2 separate regions of the Homo sapiens genome follow, and region 2 is linked to region 1. The links are chromatin loops, found by intact Hi-C in ENCODE. Cell type or tissue: gastrocnemius medialis. All regions are shown on one strand. Links, peaks and the distances in the headings refer to the core of each region. The heading gives the core; the rest is flanking DNA. Region 1 overlaps TBC1D2B (TBC1 domain family member 2B). Region 2 overlaps ACSBG1 (acyl-CoA synthetase bubblegum family member 1).

Evidence for each region. Peaks named below come from ENCODE experiments on the same cell type or tissue, not always from the same donor. Only the 100,000 strongest peaks of a DNase experiment are listed, where the experiment ranks them.
Region 2: it touches region 1 in a loop (3-fold over the local background); 7 of 110 quality-filtered maps call a loop at or near these places.

What each region holds. Positions count from the first base shown.
Region 1 is chr15:77,993,900-78,005,728 of GRCh38, forward strand. It overlaps TBC1D2B (TBC1 domain family member 2B), which reads right to left. Exons shown (of 13, transcript NM_144572.2): 11 at 9,406-9,591; 12 at 7,720-7,841; 13 at 1,086-4,456. The coding sequence ends at 4,261. It overlaps LOC91450 (a long non-coding RNA gene), which reads right to left and starts at 326. Exons shown (of 1, transcript NR_026998.1): 1 at 1-326. In gastrocnemius medialis, for the core only: a CTCF peak has its summit at 6,313; DNase peaks (open chromatin) are centred at 6,372 and 9,702; H3K27ac peaks cover 1,573 bases.
Region 2 is chr15:78,199,573-78,211,401 of GRCh38, forward strand. ACSBG1 (acyl-CoA synthetase bubblegum family member 1) reads right to left here. Exons shown (of 14, transcript NM_015162.5): 2 at 8,430-8,530. Among named protein-coding and RNA genes, the nearest start is that of ACSBG1, 29 kb to the right of the region's middle. RefSeq lists an enhancer at 8,369-8,880. In gastrocnemius medialis, for the core only: no CTCF peak of the experiment used is centred there; DNase peaks (open chromatin) are centred at 3,889, 5,429, 5,649 and 7,310; H3K27ac peaks cover 4,766 bases.

The DNA of each region.
Region 1 (11,829 bases), core at 2,243-10,242:
ATGCTCACCTCATTTCACACCAACAAGCCCCATCCTCAGAGGAGGAGCCCAAGGCTCTGAGAGGAAGTAACTGGCCCAAGGGCACATGCCCTGGTGACACAGGCCCATCCTAGGCCCTGACTGCCCACCTCCAAGTTCCAGGCCACCCTGAGCAGGCCCCAGTGGCAGCTTTGCACAGAGAGGGCAGCCTGCCAGAGTTCACACAGGAAAGCAAGTTGCTGGGCAAGCTAGAGTGAGTCCCAGCCCCGCTGTGCTGCCCGAGGGTAGAGGAGCGTCAGGCGTGCTTCCTGTCTGTCTGCAGCAGCCCGGCTGGCCCAAAGAGACTCTAGGGACCCAAGCTCTGAGTCATGGCTTCCCAGGCCTTAGTCAGAACGGCCCCTGGTGGCACTCCCTTCCAAGGGGTGGGGAGCAGGGCCTGTCGACTTGCTCCTGACCCACACACGGAGCCAGTCCCTGTCCCAGCTCTGCCCCAGCTCTGCCGCCGCCGCTCTGCTGCGTGACTCCAGGAACCCCCAGCCTCGCTGAATCCATGTCCGCAGAAGAGAAAAGCCTGCCAGGCCTTGGCCTGCCCTGTCTGGGAATCCTTGCTGGAGCCACCCCGAAACACCCCTATGGGAACCCCTTTGGTCTTTATCATTCTTGGGTGTTTTCCACTGATGACTGCGGGTGTGCCCAGTGGCAGCTGGGCCTGAGCTGTCAGCCCAGGCAGGAGACAAACAAGCCTGTGACTCAGGCAGGGCATGGCACAGCTGGCGGAAGGAGGCATGCCTGTTCTTTGTGGCTGGGCGGGGGGTTATCCGGACACAGGGAGTCTCCAGCTTCCGGCTTTCCCACCTCGGTGCCCCCAGCCCACACCTGCAGCTTGGCCATGGTTCTTGGGGCCTCCCAAGGCTGCCCCTGCTGGCAAAGGCATCCTGATGCACCCGCCCCAGGGTGAGCCAAGGGCAGAGACACCCAGAAACGCCAGGCTGGAAGGTTGGAGAGCCCCTCCTCGCCCCCCGCAACACCAATAAGCCCTGCCCCACCCTCCAAGCCCTTGGGGTGAGCCCCATCACCAGTGACTATAACTGAATTTCAATGCAGAATATTATACAAATTAGTAGTTTATTTCTTCCTTTAGTATTACAGTTCCAAAACGTAACTTGAAGGTCAGCACAGGAGCTGCTGTGATATAAAAGGAGAGAGTCACCTGGCGCCCCCTGCAGTCCTCCAGTTGCCCAGCAGCAGTGGGACGTTCAGTGGCACACAGTGGGTCTCTGTATGGCCTCCCACCTGCAAGGACTTCCCCGGGCAGGCCCAGCTGCCCAGAAGCCCCGGAACACACAGGAAGACAACACTATAGGATGGCAGGTGGGGATCTGTGCAATACAAACATGTAGCTAGAAAACCCAACCGAGGATCTGTCTAGAATACTTCCGATATCAATATACCGTAGTTGAAACCAGAACCGTCTCCAGCTGTCAGCAGTCTTGGCGGCTACTGTACAGCTGTCAGCATGACTACAGGCAGCGCCCGAGGCTATCTGGGGTAAGAAGTGGGCCTGCACATCACATCGGTGAGTCAGTGAGAGTCAGGGCCAGAGGGAAAAGCAACTCGGAGGCTGAGGCTGGCACAGATACACACAAGGGAGTCACACACATAACATAATAACTTGTTATATAAAATAGATATGTGGAATCTAGAAACACCTTGAGAAAATAGCCTATAAAAATATAAACTGTAGTGAGAGTGTACAAAAGTATTAACAGAGGTTCAACCCATAAAAAACCCCATCCATTTAAAAGTTGGCAATTCCTAGCAGGTGTTGGGAGGGAGCTCCCCTCGGTCCTGGTGCGCACGTTTGGACAGGCCTTTGGGTTTCCCAGCTGGCAGGGTCCCCCTTGCAGGGGCCACGGGCTGGGTGTTGGGGTGAAGGTTCAGAGGAGGAACAGCAGCTTGGGGCAGCCCCTGTCAGAAGGGCCCCCTGCCATGGCAGCCAGTGGAGGCCAGGGACCTTCAGGGCACTGGAGGGGACAGAGCAGCTCTTTCCTCAGTGACCCGAGGGAGGGGAAGTGTTAGCGCAAAAGAGTGGGGCCCACAGTCCTGGAAGGAGGAGTTGGCTCCGTCCCGTTCCCAAACTTTAACCAGGCGGAGCCGCCCTCTCTTGCCTTCTGGACACGCATCACTTGATTCCAGGCAGGAGAACCTCTGAGAAAGTGTCCCCAGTCCCTTTCCTCCAGGAACTCTCCTGCTGTCGCACACACACACTGCCCGGCAGCTGCTGACAACTGCCTGGAAACACTAACATACCACCGTGGGTTGCAGCCACGACGGGCCCCTGGTCAGGTGCATCTCTCAGGGCAAACTGGACAACACGAGCCTGTCCCTAAAGGCAGCTCTTAGCCCCAGGACATGGCAGTGTGTGCTGGCATGTTCCAGGGGCCATTGGCTCGGAAAGTAAAACCTCAGGGCCCAGCCCCATTCCTGCTGCACCTCCTCAGCAGCCGCCCCCCAGGCTGACAGCTGTCGTTTCACGATGGGCTGAGGGGTGGGGGGGGTTCCAACACTTGATTCGAGCAGACTGCAACGCCCAGCTCACAGGACAACTGAAGGAGTCAGACCTCAAACTGCTGCTCTCAAAGACAAAGACAATGACAAAACCCATTTTTGATGCCTGAAAAGAGGCAAAGGCTTCTGGCTAAATATAGAGGCCAGCTCCGTCTACCCAGTGAAACATTAGTGGAGTTGGTTAAAGACACGAAGCCGGAGCTCACTCTAGCATGTGCTGAAACACCAACTTTGCCGTGGCATTGCCAAAAAGTTGACAGCAAAAAATAGGAAAAATACTTCTTAAAACTGCATTGCTTCAATTCTTAGTCTCAGTGTGTTCACAACAAAGGATGATTTCCAGTTTTTTTCGGGTAATATGAAACATTCCACTGAGATCATTTATCTTGTATTTTCATAACACTGTGCCAGAAAACATCCTCTCACATCTACGCATCAGGGATGGTCTAGAGCGATTAAGCAAAAACAAGCTCCTTGCTCAAAGCCTCTCCCCAGCCTTCAGAAAGGCAGTCCTCTGAGTTCCCAGAAACTGCTGTGTCAGAGGCAACAGTGCCCCTGCATCCTGGCAGAGAACAAGGATGTTCCAGGCAGTGGTGGGGTGGGCACACATCTGGGAGAGCTCACCCAAGCCTGCCCCAAGCAAAAAAGTTTCCCAGCCCCAGGCACTGGCAGCCGGCCTCCTGCACAACCCAGGCAGGTGGAGACACCAGGAGCACTGGCCATCCCCAAGGAGGCCATGGTTTTCAGCTGTCCAAGAGCGTTCACGCTGCGGCTGCACCACTGCCCTGCAAAGCACCCCCGAAAACATTCCTCCATCCCCTCAACCAAGGCCAGCCCAGGCGTGGGCCTGCTTTGCAATATGACGGTCCACTGTTTACTTGGAATCCCATCCCATCGTACTTGGTGAATGATTTCCACAAGTCAAGAAGGGCATTCCACAGAATCTCACAGAGCCATGCCTGGCACGGGGCAAGCTGGGGACAGAGCAGCCCAGTGATCTGCAAACACAGGCTGGCCATGAGAAGTGAGGGTGGGTGTCTGGGCAGCCAGGCCCTCCCCATGCAGGCTGGAAGACACTGATGGAAGGGTTGCGTGTGGAAGAGCAAAGGCTATTCTAGAAATGGGGCATGGCTGGCAGCTTAAAGCCACTGGTGGGAGGTTCACAGGCTTTCCTACAGTGGCCATTTCTGAACAAGGGATGTGCCTGCTTTTCTAAGGCAGCCCCTTTTCATACCAACCTTATGCCTGAGGCAGCAACCCTCTGGCCTACAGGTGCCTAAAGCACAGCTGGCATCCTTTATAGCACTGCCATTCAAAACCACACACCACTGCCCACTATGTACAGGAGAGAGAATATGGGGAGATGCCCAGCAAAGCAAGGTTTCAGAGGGTCAGAGCACCGACAGGCTGACGGAGGCTGGAAACAGGCTCTTGCAAATAGCCACTGGTAAGCCTGAGGATCCACCAACCAGGCAGAAAGCGTGACTGAGATACGTGTAACCAAAAGCATGGCACGGAAATGGTTGTAAACAGATTAGACCTCCCACCCCTGCCCCCCGCACAGTGGGAAATGAGGAAGGGCAGCCTGGCTTGGGACATCTGCCCAGCAGATCCCCAGAGGACACACACGTTACATTCTGGCTTTTAAGTGCACTTTCACCCTTTGGGCACACTTTGGTTGTGAAGGAAGGAAGAGCAGCATCCCGAGCCCACTCAGGTATCCTCCTCCTCGTCACTGACCAGCTCACCCTTGTCAGGGCTGGTGTCCCGCTCACGCAGGAAGTCCTCACGGATGGCCTCCAGCTCGGTCAGCTCCAGCCGGACTTTCTCCAAGTGGTAGGCGCGTCGGTTCCGGATCTGGCGTAGGGGGAAAGGGTTCAGGTCCCCAAAGGAGATACTGATCAGCTTCCTGGCAGGACGCAGGGGAGAGACAAGAGAATCAGCGGCGCTCCAGAGAGTGCTCACACACAGCCCTCACAGGCATAGCAGGTGGCCTGGGGCAGGGTGGGAAGAGCGCTGGCCAGGCTTGGGGCCTGATGTAGGGGATGAGGCCCACCTTCTGTAGAGAGGTGACAAAGCACAATGGCCCAGCCAGGGGCAGGCTCAGAATGACGACCTGGACTCCAGCTCTGCCACATGCTTGCTGTGTGACTGAAGTCACCCCCCTTTTCTGGCCTCTGATCTTCATCTGCACACTGGGGTAAGAGTAGTGCCACCTCCTAGGGTGTGGGATTACTCGTGTTCCCACACATAAGCCCTGAGAAGAGCTCCCGGCACTTGCATGGTGATGGCAGGTATGTCTTCATCCTTGGGCGGGCATGAGGCCTGGCACCGGGCACGAGTCCGGGACGTCTGTGTCCCAGGACTCATTGACTGGGAATGAACACAGGCCCAGGCAGTCCTGGCGATGACTGTCAGACCCAGTTGGCAATGTGACAAGTGTCCAGATGCAGTCTACAGAGAAATGTGCAGCTTGTGGGTTTCACATCCCCAGGTCAAGGCTCCAATTTTCAATAAAAATGTTAAGGTTATGATCCACTTGCTCCTAACCACTGGTCAGTGGCTTAATAAAAACAAGACCAAAAGCTGTCCTGAGGCCTGGCTATGGATTTGTAGCACTAATGGGTCAGCCACACTGGTCTCTGGGGATCACAAAATAGGCCAGTTCCTAGGGCCACCTTCTTCCCCTCTCTGGATTCTGCCAGGCCCCAAATGCTTTGTATCCACCAACATGGGCTCATGCGCTTCCCTGTCAACCAAAGGCCCAACAGACTCACCAGCCCCAGGAAAAGCTGTGATGAAACAGAAATGCCCCGAAGGACTTCCTGCCTGTCCCCATCAGAGCAGGCCATTTGCTCCTGCTGCCGTCGGCTGCGTGGGCTCCTTTTAACACAAGGCACACACGAGGGTGCAACCTTTTATGTTTCAAAACACCCACTACTACCTGGACATGCTTAACTCTCGTCCAGAGGCTTAAGGTCAGAAAGGCCAGCTTTATTTAAATTCTGAATTCCCCAGTGTGTGTTCTGGAACACGGGAGCACCAGAGAACAGAGAACGCCCAAGCACAGGGGTCCCCGCGTGTGGATTTCTCGGGTTCCGCCTCCTGCCTGGCTCTGCAGACCAGGCTGCCAGCCCCAGCAGGCGGGAGGAGGCTCCGTGTGAATGGGGCACAGGGTCCCCACCACCAGTCCTTTCTCCCCAACAGCTGTCAGCTCACAGCCCCCACAAACCCCAAACCTACGGCGCCCAACCCTCCTGTGCTGCAGAACACGAGCCCGAAGTATAATTCTTCATTTGTTCCTCAGTCAGGAGCTGACAGAGGCCCCTCGGCCCAGGCTGGCACCCGGGACGCCAGACCCCACCTCTGCCTCAGGCCTGGAAGGTTCCTCTGGGAAATGAGAAGGTGCCCCATGGTCAGCTAAATTTGGGAGACGATGCTCAGCGCCTTAAAAGGCTCCTAGAAGTCCTGCTGCAGAACATGGTTCAATCCTGTGTAACTCCCGTCTCCTGAATGCAGCTGACCACACAACTCCCTCCCTGTGTTTCTGAAGGCCGATCGCTGTGCTGCAGGACTGGCCTCCTTGCAACCACTAGTCTGGGGAGCTCATTAAAACACTGAGGCTCTAGCCCAGAGGCGGATTATGGGCCCTTGCAGTCTTGATAACAGCGGGGAGCCTGCCGCCGCCTTGGCACTCCTTAAAGCACCTGTTGGTGTGGCGACCCTGCTTTCTAAAGCAAGCTGCAGGGGAGACCGTACCGCGAGCCACTCAGAAGGAGGCGCTGCAGGACCATGCAAGGCCCAGCAGTGTGGGAGGGGCCAGGTTGGCCTGCGGTGCCAGGGAAGGGCGGGCACTCACCAGAGCCACGCCCACTCACCTCCGCTCCTCCTGGCAGCGCCTGGGACCCAGTACAGAACTGAGGGCAGCGGCGCTCCCAACACAGCCCTAGCTGTTGGCATGGGCGAGCTCACTCCCTGTCACTCTCGGCAATCCTGACCCAACACGAGATGAACAGAAACCCTCCAGGCTCACCGCAGGACTCAGAATCAAACTTTCCCCAGCAAATATGATTCCCATATCCCTCCTCATTTGGCAGAAATCAGGGCACTGTTGTTGGTGCTATTAGTAAGCCTGAAACTATTACAAACCCACTCCCCAATAAAAGACTCTAAAAATAGCGACGACCTCCAGGAAGCCTGGCATGGCCTCAGCCAGCACCTCAGCTCCCATTGTCCAAATCGGCTCTCAGGGTCAGAGCAGCCAACAGCTGCAGTCCAGGGGACATACAGACGAGGATGGCCCAGAACAGGCAATGACTGTGTGGTCAGGGAGGGTTCCCGAACACCTGGCCTCCCAGGCCAGAAACTCAGGGGTCCTCCAAGTCAAATTCCTCCCTCCCTCTCTTCAATCTACCCCCCTTCTCCATCTGTGGGACCACCTACCTCCAGGCCACCACCTCTCCCCCTAGAGCCCTCTAACAGCCACCAGTCCTGCCCCAATCTGACCTGTCTGTCTCTTGCCTAACCCTGCAGGACTTCCCAGCACTCAGGATGAAGCCTCAAGTCCTGAGAGAAGTCTGCAATCACCCTGACAGCCCAGCTCTGCTATGGCCCAGCCACACTGGCACCAGCCGGGCTGAGCTGCCTCCACACTTCCCCAAACACACGTGCCCCACAGCTCTGCGCCACCACTCCTGAAGGACCCCCTGTCCCCATACTGTTTCCTTGCTGCCCCTTGCCCAGCTTATTTGGCCTTTCTCCGGCCTGGGATCCCTCTACCACAGCATGGATCAAACGATGCGCAACAGTGTCCCCAGCAAGGTCTTCCAGGACAGGCCTTACTCTCCATCTGTCATCCTCAGTGCCCAGCACAGACCCTACCACAAAGCAGGTACTCAGTAAATGCTTTCTAGACAAATGAAACTATTGCTGTTCGTTGTTGGGATTTATGTTTGTAGGATAAAGGACAGAATCCTCATCTCAGTTCCTCCTAGGTAAGGCTACTTGGGGCTCACACCCCTTGCTCTCTTTTCCCTGGAAAGCAATGCCCTCTCCAACACTGTACACCGGGGATGGCTCTGAGTTGGAAGACAGCAAGGACAGGCTGCTCTCAAGGAGGCAGGGGTCAGGCTTCCTGCTCTCCTTGACATCTGAGAACTCCCCAGGACTCACCTAGCATCAAGGATAGTGCGAGTGAAGTAGCGGAGATACTTAAATATAGACATCGAATCTTGCAATTTCAAAATCTCCTCTTCCTTGTACTTAAAAAGTGCCAGAGCAAAACGGAAAATAACCTGTGGAATAAACAGGGAAATCTGTTAGTGGAAAAACCCTGTGGGTCCAGGCACAAGGCTGGACTCCAGGGGGGTGCTGGCCCTACTGGGGACAGGGGGACATGGCTTGCACGGTCCCCGCCCTGGGGAAAGACTATTGACCTGAGGGGCAATTTTCACTGGCTAGGCCAAGACTCCTTTATTACAGGAAAATAAACCCTGCTGGTTTTCAACAACACATCAGCCCAAACCAAAAATCTCCTTATAGGAGATCTTTGTGGAATCCTTTCATACTCAGAAAACACTTCTAGTCAATAAAGCATAAAGAACAAACATAAGGAATCATTTTAAAATAAAACCAAAATCAAGGTTTTCTGATTCTGAAACTCTTAGAAAGTCCCACCTACAGAGGCTGTTTCCATCTCAACTGGTGCACTTTTGAAGATAGCGAAGGAGTTTTTTTTAAATTTTATTTTTATTTTTGAGATACAGTCTTGCTCTGCCACCCAGGCTGGAATGCAGCAGTGCAATCTTGGCTCACTGCAACCTCTGCCTCCCAGGTTCAAGTGATTCTCCTGCCTCAGCCTCCTGAGTAGCTGGGACTACAGGCGCCCGCCACCACACCCAGCTATTTGTGTATTTTGAGTACAGATGGGGTTTCACCATGTTAGCCACGATGGTCTCCATCTCCTGACCTCATGATCCACCCACCTCGGCCTCCCAAAGTGCTAGGATTACAAGTGTCAGCCACTGTGCCTGGCCTTTCTTTTTTTTTTTTTTAATTTGTGTTTGGGGTACATTAGAGGTTAGAGGGAATGGACTCCTGGTAGTCTTGCAAGTTCAAGCAGCTTTGGAACAAACTGCTTTCCCCATATCTAAGGGCCTGTACTTTCTCTAATTTAGTTTGTTTTCTGGGTCTTGCTGTGTTGCCCAGGCTATATTTTAACTCCTCAGCTCAAATGATCCTCCTACCTCAGCCTCCCAAGTAGCTGAGACAATTGGCACATGCCACTGTGCCCGGCTAAGGTAAAGAATAAATTGAGAAGAGTAACTAGAAGACTAGGGAGGGGCCTCCACTCCATTACAAACACCTGTTTATACAATTAGGGTTTAATATGTAAATATATTCCTTATTCAAAAACTGATTTTTAAAAAACATACAACAGAGCGGGTGGGAGGCTCATGGGCAGTAAGGCTCTGAAGTTGGCTCCCCCAAGTTAGTCCCCCTCATTAGCCCCCCTAATCCCCTGCTTATTAGATCTCTGGGCCTCCATCTCCTCCTCCATATGATGGGGTAACACCACCAGCCATTTGACAGATGGTGAGGCTCAGGCTCAAACTGTAAGCCATAGCTCCCAGCGCCTATCACAGGGCTTGATGTGGGTTGAATGTTTCTGATACATGAACAAATGACTGTGGTTTCCTGATACCCTGGACCCAGATCTAGTGCAGGCCGTGCTGAGATCCCTTGGGCACCATGGTAACCCTCATAAGTTCCAGGTGAGCCAGCCGCTCTACCGCCACCAACGCTGCTGACGGTTGTCAAGTGTGTATATCTGAAAATAGCTGAGCTGAGCTAACTCACCTTTGGTCCTTCATAAAGGAAAGAGTCCCATATTTTAAAGAGGATGTCACTAACGACACTATCCACAAATACCACCAGAAACCAGTTGAAAGTGATGAGAGTGTAGTCGACTTTGTACTGTTCAAAGTGGCCATGCAACCGAGGCAGCTTCTCACTCATAAGGTCTCTGAACACCCGCTGGTCCACCTGGAGAGGGAACAAAGGGGAGAAGTGTATCAGGCCTGCCAGGTCACCGGGTAAGCAGACGAGCAGACGCGCAACCTGAGAGCCTGGGGGTGGAGCCCAAGTGACAGCAGCACAACTGTTCCAAATGCACCGTGGGGCCCATCACGGAGCCAGACTACTATGTTCCAGCAGCGCTGACCTCGTGCACTGCAGGTACACACCGAGTGTCCGCTGAACAGCATGCTTTCCACAGGGCATGGGAGTAGGGGAGTCTGTAACCTGAAACCAACTCCTGCACTCAAAATGCCCTGGGAAATAGGCCACTGCAAGCAGCAGGTAGGACAGTCAGCCTTGCCAATCCACAAGTAAATACGTGAGATGTTGACACAAAGGGCCACAAACTAGAATCCTGGGCAGATGGGGATTCTGCTTCCAAAAAGGAAGCAGCATCACCACATCCATTCAACAAACATTTGCTGGGCTGCATGTGCAGTGGGGGTGGCGAGGACTCCGGCGTCACATGAACCTGAGTCTGAATCTCAGCTCTACCACTTACTAGCTGGGTGGCTTTTAGCAAATTATGCTCTAAACGGCTCTGTGCCTCATCTGGAAAATAGTTAATTACCTCTCTCTTACTGGACTACTGTGAGGATTAAATGAGGCTTATATAAACTACCTGCGCACGACAGACGAGCAATACCTGGTTACTGCCACTCTGTGTCAGGCACGGGGCCAGTGCTGGGCAGAGCGTTGAATAAAGTTCAACCCTGACCTCAAGGAGTTAAAAGATGAGAAGGGAAGGCCAGACACGTGGACCATCCTAACCATGGCCAGGCCCTGGTAACGATGTGTTCATACAGCCCTGTGGAACCATGGACAGGTCCCCGCCAAGCACTGAGGAGAAACCGCTCCTACAGCTAGAGCTCAGGCTTCCAGGCAGGAGGGCTGGGAGGTGAGGCAGCACAGCCAGGCAGAAGCTGGCCACAGACACCCCTGCGTCACACTGAGGAGTCAAGACGCTATCCTGTCAGCCAGGGGCTTTCCTAGCCAGGGGCTTTCCTCACAAAAAAACATGCATCTTCAACCATCACCCACTCCACGTGAACCGGTATGCACGTGTACAAAACAGAAACAAATGTTTCACAAAACAATACTTAATCTCACACAGTGGACTACACTTTGATGCTTTTAATTCTAATCAATTGGACAATTGGATTTTATGGGAAAAAAATAAAAATAAAAACCTAGTACCAACCTACTAAACCAATTTCTCTATCCATAGTGTAAAAAACAACTATAGTCATCCCTTGGTGTATACACAAAAAGCTGGCCCTCCGTATAAGAGGGTTTCACATCCTGTGAATACTGTATTTTCAATCTGTGTGTAGTTGAAAAAATCCACATGTAAGTGGACCCATGCAGTTCAAACCCACGTTGTTCAAGGGTTAACTGTACATATTTTCCTATACTTCATGCCCAGCCAGGAGCTGCCTTTCAGGAGCTGTAAAGTGGCAAGGGAGATGGACGGCTCACTGTAAGACCAGCTAATGATGATGTAATTCATTCAGCCTGGAGTATCCAGCTGCAGACGTCCAAGAGGGAGGGGCATATCAGCTGGCCCTGACATGGGAGAAGATCCTTGTACACATCTCTTCTCCCAACTAGGAGGCAGACTGTGCCTCACTCTTAAGGCTGCTCGGGTGCTTGGCGGAGGGCTGGTGTGGAGCAGGCTGCCAGGAAACGCTTGCTCTGGCCTCTGTTCAAGCTCCCTCCTCCACTGAGCTCTGGAGGACATGGAATGACTGTGTCATTCATCTCTGTGTCCTCAGCACCTAGCAAGGTCCTGGCACAGAACATGCACTCAAAGCATGGAATGAATGGAAAAGCTGACAAGCATGTGGACTGCAGTAGCAGTGGGCACGGGGCTCGGGCACTTGGTTCTGGCAGGAGGCAGTTTGACAGTGATTGGCAAAGCCCAGTGCTCAGGGTTGACAGCACACTCAAAGCTATCCGCATTTTAAGAGCCACCTTACGCAATGGCCATCGATAAGTGGGAGGATAATTAAACACATTCTAGCACCCACCTGATGGAATATTAGGCCACCAAATAGGATGGGTACACAGTATAAAATGACATGGGAAAATGCTCATGCTATAATGTGAACAAGCCAGGATACACTGTGCTCTCAATTTGGATACCTATGTGAACTAGGGGGAGAAAAGCAAAAGGAAATACATCAAAATGCTAACCACGGTTCT
Region 2 (11,829 bases), core at 2,568-10,567, 210 kb after region 1:
ATGTAAAGTAACGCATATGCTAATTAGATCAATTTAGCCATTCCACAAAGTAACGGGGACCACAGGTGCATGCCACCATTCCCAGCTTTTTTTTTTTTTTTTCTAGTAGAGACAAGGTCTTGCTATGTTGCCCAGGCTGGTCTTGAACTCCTGGTCTCAAGCAATCCTCCTACCTTGACCTCCCAAAGTGCTGGGATTACAGGTGTGAGCCACTGCGTCCAGCCAAATATATGTTTTAAATCATATGAATCAAATCAAACCTAGCCATTAGCCAAATCATCCATCTTTAACGTTGGTGATATTAACATGCCTGCCTCATTGTGTGCATGCTGTGTGGCTGCGTTGTACTCCACGGTTGGGCCCTCTCATAATTTACTCCGCCACTCTCCACTGAAGGACGCTCAAGTGGTATCCAGCCTCCAGCCCTCCTTCTCGGTTTAGATTATTAGAAGGAGGTTTACCGGATCAAGAGAAAAGAGTGTTTAAAATCTTGATGGACATTTTGGACAGAATTCTTCACCTAATTTCTCCTCTCCCATCAGCTACATGGTTCTGTCTTTTTCCTGTTTCCTCTTCCATGGAGCCTGTGCTTTTGTGTCAGGTCATCTCATATCCTTCCTGGAAGGAGGGAATGAGGCATGGGAAGGGAAGGAAGGTTCATAGGTCTGCAATGTCAGTCTCCTATTAGTCCAGCTGTTTCATGACAGGGACAAGAGCCCTAGCTCTGGAGGACCCCTTGTCACCCTTGGGAAGGGTGACAAGGCCTCCTGGCCAGCTGCATGACCCAGCCCTTTCTCTGCACAAGCTCAGCTGAGCCAGCAGGACCTGTCTGAGCCCCTAGACCAGCTGGAAGAGGAGATTCTGGTGGGAAGGAGGCTGCCCCTGCCCTCGCTGAGGCCCCGATCATCTCTTGCTTACTGCTTACTGAGCCCCTGCCATGCGCCATGCCATTCTTTGCCCATCACCACTGTCACCTCCCAACTAAAGAGTTGAGTGGCAGAGCTGGCATCCAAACCCCCACAGTTCCATACCCAAGTCTGCTGTTCCCACAGGGGTGCTGCCTCTCACGGTGAACTTCAAGGAAGACCCCGGCACCACATCTCCCATCTCCTCTGGGAAAGGACTATCATGCCTCCCGCCAAGTCCTGTGACAGGTTCAGGCTGGGTGACCTTGGGCAGCCATGACCTCCAGCCACCGGCCTTTTCCCACACTCCTGAGACTCCCAGAGTGACCTTGCTAAATCCAGGTCTGACCTGCTCAAAAGCCCCCGATGGCTCTCATTGACCACAGGGAGACGTCTATACCAGGGCTTCTAAGGCAGGCCCTCCCCAAGGGGCTCGCTTACCTTTCCCAGCCTCAACATACACCTTTCCTTACAGCCAACCTGAACTGCTCCCAGTTCCCTTTGGTTCCCCGTCTCTGTGCCTTTGCCTGTGCTGCGACTCTGCCTGCAATGCCCTTCCCTCCATCACATGCCCACACTTTACCGCTCTTCAAGGACCACGTGTTGCCTCCTCACTAAAGACTCCCATCCTGAGCCTAATGGAGGATGGGGTCATGGTCGGGGCTGCCTCTCCCACCACCCTGGAGCTCTGGAAGTCAGATTCCCTCCTCTCTGGGTCCTGGCTACCAGCAGCAACCCGGCCTCCAGCAGAGGCCAGGGGCCTCTTCTTTGGGGAAGAATGAGCTGAACTCTGCCCCACCCTAGTCCCAGGAGGGCTGGAGACCCAGTGACTGTGTGTCTAGAGGACTCAGGCCTTCATCTCTCCCCCACCTCACCCTTGCCCCCCAGGGAGGCCAATGAGGACACAGGACACATTGTGCTTAAGCACAGAGACAGGCTCACAGAGCGGGTATCTACCCAAGCAGGACACGCCAGCCTCCTTTCCCATCTTGCACCCCTGAGAGACTTAGGTAGGGCCTGCCCTGCTCATTGTCCTTCTGACCTGGGCCCACCACAGCTCAGTGGCCTCAGCCTTGGGTGCCAGCTGCCAAGCTCACTCCTGCCCTTCAGAGCTGAAAGAAGGGAAGACAGATGCATCTTCTAGCCTGGGGTGTGCAATCCTCCCCCTTCTTCTCATGTCCATGTGTTCCCACCCGTGGGCTCTGCTCACACCGTGTCCTCTGCCAATCTCCCTCTCTATAGAAGAAGAAGTCTCTGGACAATGAGTTAGAAGGGCTGGGCCTGGGTTTTAGCTACTGGCAAGGTACGCCAAATGCAAGGCAGAACGGTCAGAAGGGGTTGCCCACAGCTGTTGAGCCTTGGACATTGGCCCTGCGACCCCGACAACATGCATGAGACCGGAGCTGCAAGCCCTGGCCAGAGGCTCATGAAGTTGCTGTGCAGGAGCACTGCTCAGTGGGAGTGCTCCCTGTAGGTGGTGACAGAAAATTAGAGTCTCTCCTGCAGAGTTTGGAAGCCACTTGCAGAGATCAGGATGGCTGAGCTGAGACAATGGGGTGGTGGAAGTCACAGCATAGTGAGTGGAGTGCACAGAAGCAGGTGGCGGCAGTAGGGCAGGGAGAAACTGAATTGCAGCAATGCTGGTTGTCACCTGAGCAGGGAGCCAGGAAGGTCCATTCTTCCCATTCCCTGCTAGGCTTTTTCTTTTTACTTTTATGTTCTTTCCTATTATTATTATTATTATTACTATTTGAGACAGAGTCTTGCTCTGTCACCAGGCTGGAGTGCTGTGGCACTATCTCGGCTCACTGCAACCCCTGCCTCCTGGGTTCAAGCGATTCCCCCGCCTCAGCCTCCCGAGTAGCTGGGACTACAGGTGCGTGACACCACGCCCAGCTAATTTTTTGTATTTTAGTAGAGACGGGGTATCACTATGTTGGCCAGGCTGGTCTCGATCTCCTGACCTCATGATCTGCCCACCTCAGCCTCCCAAAGTGGTAGGATTACAGGCGTGAGCCACCACTCCCGGCCTCCTCCTAGCCTCTTTCTAAGCTTCTTTTCTTCCCTGCCTTTCCTCACAATAACCCACATCTCCTGAAGCCATCTGAACTCATCTCCTAACCTCCCTCTCTCCCTAGGTTTCTCCTAAAAGGAAAGAACTTGAAGCAGCAAAAATACAATCAGGCAAACAGACAATATCCACTGTCTGGAAGGTGCAGTGCAGTGCAGAACATGAACTGGTACAGCTTTGTTGGGGGCAACTGGCAATATATATCCAAAGGCTTGAAACAGAAACATCCTTGCACTTAGCAATCATACTTTCTGGAAGTTACTCAAGGGAAGCAATCAGAGACATGTACAGCGAGAATGTGGAGATGGATATCCATACAGCAACGTGTCTATTAGCAAAGCCATTGGAAACAACCCGAATGTCCAACAGGGGACTGGTCTCTTATTCAGTTCATTATGGTAGAGCCGTATCATGGATTCCCATGCAGCCATTAAAATAAAGTACAAAAAGAATATTTAATGACATATGGAAATGTTCACAGTATAACATCAAGTGAAAAGGGGAGCAAAAAAGGGCATACAGAAATGCATAGACCACACTGAAAAGATCTGTATCGAGAGACTTAGGAAATCAGGATGACTGCCAGTCCTTAAAGTAGTCCTCATCTCCCCTTTGTGCTCCACCAACAGGGCACAACCATCAGCTCTGTCCCATGCCCAAACTAAGATCAGTGCAACCATCAGCTCTGTCCCATGCCCAAACTAAGATCACTGCTGTAGTAACAGCCAAGAACGGGGCCAGGACACAATCAAGGTCTCTGTTGCCCAGCAAGGCACCCAGATCCCAACAGGAGCTGACTCCAAAAGGCAACCAACGACTAGATCTACAGCGCAGTGGAGAACCCAGAAAGCTCGCTGCCTGCTGCCAATGCAGCACCACCAGCACACTGCCCGCCCACCAAGTGCCAAGTCAGCTGAGAGCTGGGGGGTAGGCTTTCCCAGGCAAGGTTGGCACTCTCTGCCGCCTCCCTCTCCCTCTGCCGCTTCCTCCCTCTGCCACTTGTCTTGGCCTGACCCTGGCTTGTATCTTATCAATCCACCCTTTATGCTGGGGGCCACTGGGCAGGCAGGGAGCTGTGTTCTCTGGGGTTCTGGAATAAAGGCGTCTAAAGAGCAAAGGCAGTCACTCAATTAGCCGGGAAGGAAAACAACACAAGAGCAGAGAGCGGGAGGCTGGGGCTGTTTTCCGTGGTCTGTGGGAAAGGCTGCAGGAAAGTAGCTTCTTGTGCAGATGGAGGAATAACTGGTGTTGAGGAAGAGGTGGGTCTCAGGCCTAGGACAGATCTCTCTCCGAGAACGGTCCTGCAGGGCACTGACCCCAGAGGCCCTCCTCCAAAGGCCAGGCAGGAACCAGCCCCAGGAGGGCCCCTCTCTCCAACACGGGACCCTGTGCTGAGGGCCAGCCCAATGCAAGGCACTCTCAGGGATACAGAAGAGGAAGAGGCCACATTGGCCCCAGGACATGAAGAGAGATAAGGACAAGACCTAGCACAGAAGGGTCTGTCAGCTGTTCAGTAGTTCCTCTGTGTCTGAGGGGAGAGGGCCCCTGCAGCTGCCACTCCCGGCCTTCTCAATGGGGACTGAAGAGCTCTGAGTTCTGGCCACCACAGCAGAATGACCCTGGGCCTCAGTTTCCCCATCTGAATTACAATTGGGGTAGACAAGATGTTCTCTATACGCTTCTCCACAGTCATTGTTTTAGCTTTTTAAAATTGCCTCTAGGATTCCACTTGTCCAGGCCTGGACCACCGGGGTAAGGGACCTGAGATGGGCTTTACCTGCCCCTGTAAAGGTGAGCATGCTCAGGAGATGTGCAGGAGACCTCAGGCTGGGTCTCCATCCACTGGAGAGAAGCCGGGTCTGAGCAAGAACCCGGGCATCCCAGCCAGAAGCCCTGGGCTGGCCTGCCCCAGACCTGCCCCACATGGCAGGGTCCTAGGAGGGGACACCCAGGCAGTGTCTGAGGCTGTCCAGGCAGGGGCTGGGTGGGTGCCTTGACCCCTGCGGAAAATGTTTCTCTGAGGACCCCCAGAGGTTCCACTCATTTTGGCTGGCAGGGCCGGGATTACCTGTTTCCATATCATGGAGAAGGAATCACTGGCACTCATTTCCTCTGACCCTTGGAAAGCCTTTCCTGCCGGCCCCCATCGGAGGCTGCGGGGACAGGCAGGTCCTCTTGCCTTCCACTGTCCCAACGGCCTCCTCCTGCTACCCGGCCTCAAACTGTGAGCTTCTTGAGGACAAGCATTGTATCAGGCCTCTTTCTGGCTCCCTAGCGCATAGCTCCAGCCTGAAACACCACCCCTTGCAACATTTGGGAAGGGTGGGAGTGACGAACCGAGGGAGGCCCAGCAAATCCCTTGACCCACAAAGGGCTTCACTGGACTGGAGACAAGTGGGGCTGAGCACCTAGCTTCCCAATTGCAAAAGCTCCTTAGTGGGTGTGGGAGTTTCCTAGGGAGAAAGCGGGTGGGGAGCCAGCCCTGGCCAGCACCTCCAGCAGTTTCATCCCCAGCAGCTGCTCACCCCGGGTGCCCTCCCCTCTCTGTGGTCTCGATGCTGCCCTTCTCCTGCTGGGCTTCAAGCTCTATCTAGAAAGGCCTAGAAAGTAAAAAGTAATGTGTCTCCAGGGCCCAGTACAAGGCTGCCTTTGTGTGAAGGTCAGATTCCAGTGTCTCGGTGGCCTGACTTCGCACAGCTGCTTCCTGGGAGTACAGCCATCTGGAGAGCTCAGAGCTCAGCCTGGGGACCAGAGCTCAGGACCTCAAACTTTTTGGGACCTCAAAGAGATCTGGGAGCCTCCGAGGGCTCCAGAGTGAACCCTGATTCCTGTGTACAAGACTCAAAGAGCTCCCCAGAGGGGCTGCCAGTGTCTGCAGTTAGATGAAAGGGAGGCAGGGGCTGGCCAGACTTGTGGGGGCCAGACCTGGAAGACCAGACTGCATGATGCTATCTAGGTCCCAAAGAGGCAGTGTGGCCAGTTAAGAGTTCCACCTCTTACCAGCTGTGTGACTCTGAGAAAATCACTAACCCTCTCTGAGCTCCATTTCCTCTACCAAATAGGAGTGATAGATTTGTTTTCCCTGCTACTGATATGAAGATAAAAGGAAAGAATACAAGAAAGTCCCTTAGCACAGGGCTTGATTCTTCTTATTCAGGGCACAACTGTGTGAGGAAGGAGGACTTTCAGCTCTCCTAATCCCACGAATCCCTCCTCCCCAGCAGTCTTTGATAGGGATAGTTGGCTTTTCCCAATCTTATCAAAAATGCTTTGTGAAAGGGCAGCTTCAAGACCCCTCCCAATCTGTGCCAGCCCCAATCCCCCTTCTTGTACAGAGACTAGAGCCCAGGGCTCCCAAGCTTCTAGGGAGTCAATGAGAAAGAGTCCAAGCTCCGCTCCAGGCCTGGCACGCGGTGGACACGCCATCCATGAGAATCTGGAACTCACCCACGCTGTAGCGCAGAGGCTCCCCCTCCACCCCCAAGGACACCAGGGCTGCAGGACAGGGTGCTGGGCAGAGCATGGCCCCCGAGCCAGGTCTGTGGGAGCCCATGATGCCTGCTTAGCACTGCCCTGGGAAGCACCTGGGGTCCCTCGGTGGCCTCCGCTCTGGGCGCCTGCTGACAACCATGGTGCCTCCTTAGCCCCTCCCAAACCTCCCCTTTCTCTTTGTCACCAGCCCTGGAAGCTGAACTCCCAAGGGCAGAGCACTCAGTCCAGACCTCTAGGCCTAGAGGGAGCTTGAGGTTCTGAGGACAGCCACAGGTCCTTCTAATGCAAGAGGCCCACCTTGCCCCCACAGCTCCCAGAGGGAGCCCTCCTTCCTCAGCCTGTCCCTGCCCTTTACAGAGGACCTGTCTGCCCTCAGACTGGGGGTTCTTTGAGGGCAGGAAAGAAGATTGTCCGTCTCAGTCTCCTTCACAGCCCAGTGCACAGGGTGGAGGATCCTGGGGCACGCCCACCTTGGCCGTCCCTGCCAGTTTCCCAAAGTCCTGATACACTAGATCGTGATGGCCTTGTCACCTCCCTTACAGTTGCCCACCCAGGCCCTGCCTCGCCATTAAACTCAGGGCCTTCTCCCTGTCCCTCATCTGGCCCCTGGCTGCTCAGATGCCTCTACTCCAGCCCTGTCTGAAGGGACCCTCTCTGGGACTCCCTACCCTGCTTGTTTAAAACCTGCCCATGCTGCGTGTCTACTGCTGCACGGCTGCCAGACGACAGCCATTCAGATGAAGCCATTGAGGCCCGCAGGGCTGGGGATTATGTGTTTCTCCCTCGGGATGCCAGATGCTTTTCTGGGGCTCCAAGGGACACGGAGCCTCCCCCACAAATGGCTCCCTTCCTGCCCCTTGAATTGCAGGAATGCCTGTGCCATCACTCATACTCAGGACTTGCTGAGCTCCACGGTTTTGCTGTGGCCCAGGCCCCTGGTGCCAACACCTGCTCTTTGAGCACCCCAGAGAAGGGATTATAAAGTCTGGGGTGTCTGAGCCTAAGCCAGTTGGTGGGACCTGCCCTAGGTGGCTCAGCAAGTCAGCAAGATGCCTTGGAATCCTGGGAGGATGAACGTGGGAGGCTCCCGGGACCAAGCTGTCCCTGTTCCTGGCCTCTCTCCGGTGTCTTTCAAACCATTCTCAGAAACCAGTTGGTCCTCTTCTTGGCCCAGTCCCTTCTCCTTTATCTCTGAGGTGAGGGCAGGGGGCATGAGAGGAAACACCCACCCCCACAGCTCAGGCCAGATCCCTGCCAAAGCCACCCAAGACACTCGGCCTGGGAGAGCGGCAGCTGGTCTGGCAGCAGTGACCCTCTGTGCTGGGTATCTATTGTTTTCTTTTTGTTTTTAAATTTCTGTTGTTGCTACAATGTTGTTGTGCAGCCAATAAAAGTGCACAAAAGATGTATTATTATTATTATTATCATTTTGATGACTCTTCAGAGTCAGAGTAAATAACTCTGCCTTCCTTAAGGCACAATTATTTGATGGTGGAGATCAAGAAGATAACATGTAATGTTTCAAGCCTCCAAAACAAACCTTTCTAGCCTGCACCCGTCTGCCTGCCCCTTGCCCCAGTTAACCAGGCCAAAAATCCCAAGGCATTGCTTATCTGGGCTTTCTCCTGTCCCTCAGCAACCCTTTGCTGGAGCCCCAAGTTCCCAAGGCCTGGGCCCAGATGATGTCCTACCTGTCTCTCTATCTCTGGCCTCTCTTCTTCCCAGCTTTCTTGAAGAAGAAATCTCCCCATCCCTCATTCCTTTCCATCACGCCTGGCCCTGATGGCAGCCATGAAGGAAGGGGCTTGGTGGGGTCCCTGGGAGCGTGGAACCAGCAAGATCCCCAGCTGCTCCTTCCCGCAGTTCTGTGTGGTGGTCCCCCACACCACCCACCCCTCCAGCACACCCAGCACAGCACAGTTTCCCGCCCTGCCCCACCCTACCACCCCCAGCTGGCTTACCTGGAGCATCCCACTGGGCATTATTCACCTTCTCTGGCACTGAGAGCTCGAGAGCATGGTTCAGGGACTCTTTGGAGAGTGGCTGCCTGTCAGTCAGTGAGCTGGGGTGGTGAGGGGACCAGGAAAAACATTCATTAGAACGTGGGGGACCGGCCTGGGCTTAGGGACTCCGGCCTGGCACACATCTCAGCACCCCCAGGGGGACACTGGCACCTCTGTCTCCTGCAAATGCTGGGGCCATCCACAGAGGAGAACCCAGTGGGAGTCAGGGGACAAGACCTCAGTGGTTGTAGGGGCTGACCCTGCCCCCACCCAGCCTCCCTCCAGGCTCTAAGGGCTCAGGAGAAAGGGAATTCAAGGCCTTCTGTGCTCTACTTTGTGGTGTGACCCTGGGCAAGTTCATGCCTCTCTCGGGGTCTCAGCACCCCACCTGGATGAGGACGGGGCTAAGGTCCGCACTGGAGGATTCTGAATGCCACTCCTGGAGAGGGCAGACTTTTGGGGCGGGGGTTCCCCCATCTGTCACTCCCTGTACCCACCAGTCCCCAGCCATGCCCAGAAACTGAGTGGAGCTGCAGGTACTCATAGGGCTCTCAGGGGTCCTATTCCGGCCCCCCAGTGAGGGCCTCCCCTCTTCCATGTGCTTGTGGGTGCACCATGCACCCCATGTCTGTTCACTCCATGGAGAAGACAGACATAGACGGGTCCAGGGAGACCTGAGGCCCAGGGCCTGACCCAGATCCCCCTCGCCTCCCAGGCTCGGTGACCCTGGCTAAAGGGTCTCCCCTTCTGGCCAACCCAAGTTTCATGGGTTTCTGGGCTTTCATTATCCTTTCAGCCTGACTGCCCTTCAGCACCATTTTTCCTCAGAGTTCACCTGGCCAGACCTCAACCTCCTAGATGGCTGAGCAGCTGGATTTCAGTACACACTTTAGGACTGCAACAGGATTATAGAACTCCAGAGACACATTTCACAGTCAACAACTACGTAAACAGAATCCACTGGAGTTGTGCAGCATGCAACCTGTGCAGCTGGTCATGGTGTCCCTGAGGGTAGGACCCTGGCTCCAGGGAGCCCTGTCTGTCAGTTAGGGTGGGGCTAGCCCCATCCCTGCCCAGTTCCCAGGAAGCCGGGCCAATTACCTGCTTCTCACATTCAGCCTCACTCCTTGTCGGCACTGCAGGTTCCGAACAAAACTAAGTTTGTGAACACACCTAGGCCCACCTGGCAGCCATCTGCTTAAGAACCTGAGATAGGTTTTAAAGCGAAAGATATCAGAAGGTTATGAAGGGAGGGGGACGGGGAGAAGGGGGATGACTGGGGAACCAAGGTGGCGCCGTTCTTGCGAAATTTGTGAGCAAGGCCTGGGCCACAGGCCTGGAGCAGCCCTTCCATTGCTATGGCGACCCACTCCAGGGAGGTTGTGGAAAAACTGAAGAGATGGCAACGTGTGCTTCCGGGGCGAGGCCTCCTGTGCCGGGCAGACAGAGGCGTGTGAATGCTGCAGAACTCGTCCTACTGACTTTGGATCCTTGGTTACAGCTCTCTGGGATAGCCAGGTAGAAGCTGCCTCCACTTTGGGCCGCAATGTTACCAAATGGCCCCTGAGCTCTGGGTTCAGGCAGCGACGGCAAACGAGGGACACGTACACTGCTAGGCTCAGAGGCCTGCACTGTGATCATCTGGGGAAGACTGTGAACTTGGTTGATGTCCCTGCCCCATCTCAGCCTGTGTTCTCAGAGGACGGTGGACAGCACCCCAGGTTAGAGTTAGCAGCTCTAATCAGCCTCTGAGATCACCAGCTGGGCGGCCACCTCCACATTAGCCAGGCAGGAGGCTGTCCTTGGCTGTAATGTCCCACCATCTGAACTGCTTCCTCACAAACAAACCTGTTTTTAAATCCTCCTAATCAAAAGGTATGGGCAGCACTTCTCTCCCCACAGAAAATTAGTGTAAACTGGTTCTGGTTTTAAAATAGCTACACAAAGACTAAATGAAAAGACAGCCACCAAAGGAAGCCAAGGGTCAAGCGTACTTATCGTGATTAGAACCTTCTGTTTATAGGGACGATGAGGCTGTTGGCAGCACCTTCTTGCTGCGGGTGGGTGCCTTTTCCTGGAGGGGCAGCACCCAGTGCAGTGTCAAATTTCTTGTTGCTCAGACACTGATCTTGTCCAGCAACCATGGTCAATGAGAGGGTGGACCGTGGCCCTCTGCCAGCATCAGTTTAACAAGAACACCTTCCTTATCCCTGTGGCTGGCTCAAGGCACTGATTCAACTCTCTATGCCCTATGCTTACAGAATTTGGGGCGCATGATTAAAAGAATGTCAAAACCTAATTCTCCAAATGAATTAAGCCTGATCTTTTCCTCACTAGGGGCTTTGAGAGGTGGTCCCTTTGAAGAGATGTCATCCGAAATAGAATGTGCTAAACCTCCAGTAACTTCCTGCTCACACAGAGTTATAACCAGTAACAGGCTTTCCTGACCTGACTTGTCACACAGAAACAAGTGAAACTGCTCGGGCCATCTGCCTCTCCTCATTGTGAGTGCTGTCTCACACTCGTTGTTGTTCGTAATGGTCGTCTTTCAGTTTTTATTTTGTATGTATGTATTTATTTATATTTTGCAGACAGGGCCTTGCTCTGTTACCCAGGCTGGAGTGCAGGGGCACAATCACCACTCACTGCAACCTCAAACTCCTAGGCTCAAGCAATCCTCTCATCTCAGCTTCCTGAGTAGCTGGGACTACAGGACAGCACCACAAAACCTGGCTAATTTTTGTATTTTTTGTAGAGACAGGGTCTTGCTATGTTGCCAGGCCTGGTCTCCAACTCCTGGGCTCAAGCGATCCTCTAGCCTTGGCCTCCTAAAGTACTGGGATTATAGGCGCAAGTCACCATGCTCGGCCATTTTTTAGTTTTTAATCCTCTCCTCTGTGACTAGCAGTCACTTCTTGCTACTTTCAGTGTGCTGGCTTCTAGCAATTCATCTCACTCCTACATTGCCATTTCTTTTTGTAGCAGAATAGAAAACAAAACAGCCAAGCTCGTTAGAACTTAGGTTACATTGGGGGACAAGTTCCACAATGGAACCTATCATGTTTTCTTTGAAGAAAAGAAGCTAAGGTTTGGGAAGCTGCCCCTACTCTGTCTTAACTCCTCAAAAGCATTTTGGGCCCTTCTCCTGATTCTTGCTGCTATTCCAGGAAGGACAGGTGGCTGTAAATGATCCTACAGGTGAGTTGATATTACTGTCATTGTGATCATCATGAGCACGCCGAAGGCGATTAACATATTATTCCTGTCATTCTGGAAAATTATGCTCCTTCTGGAAGGCAATACTCCAGAGGTTGGCGGAAGTCACCTAACATGATTAATGACAATAATGGTGGAAGAA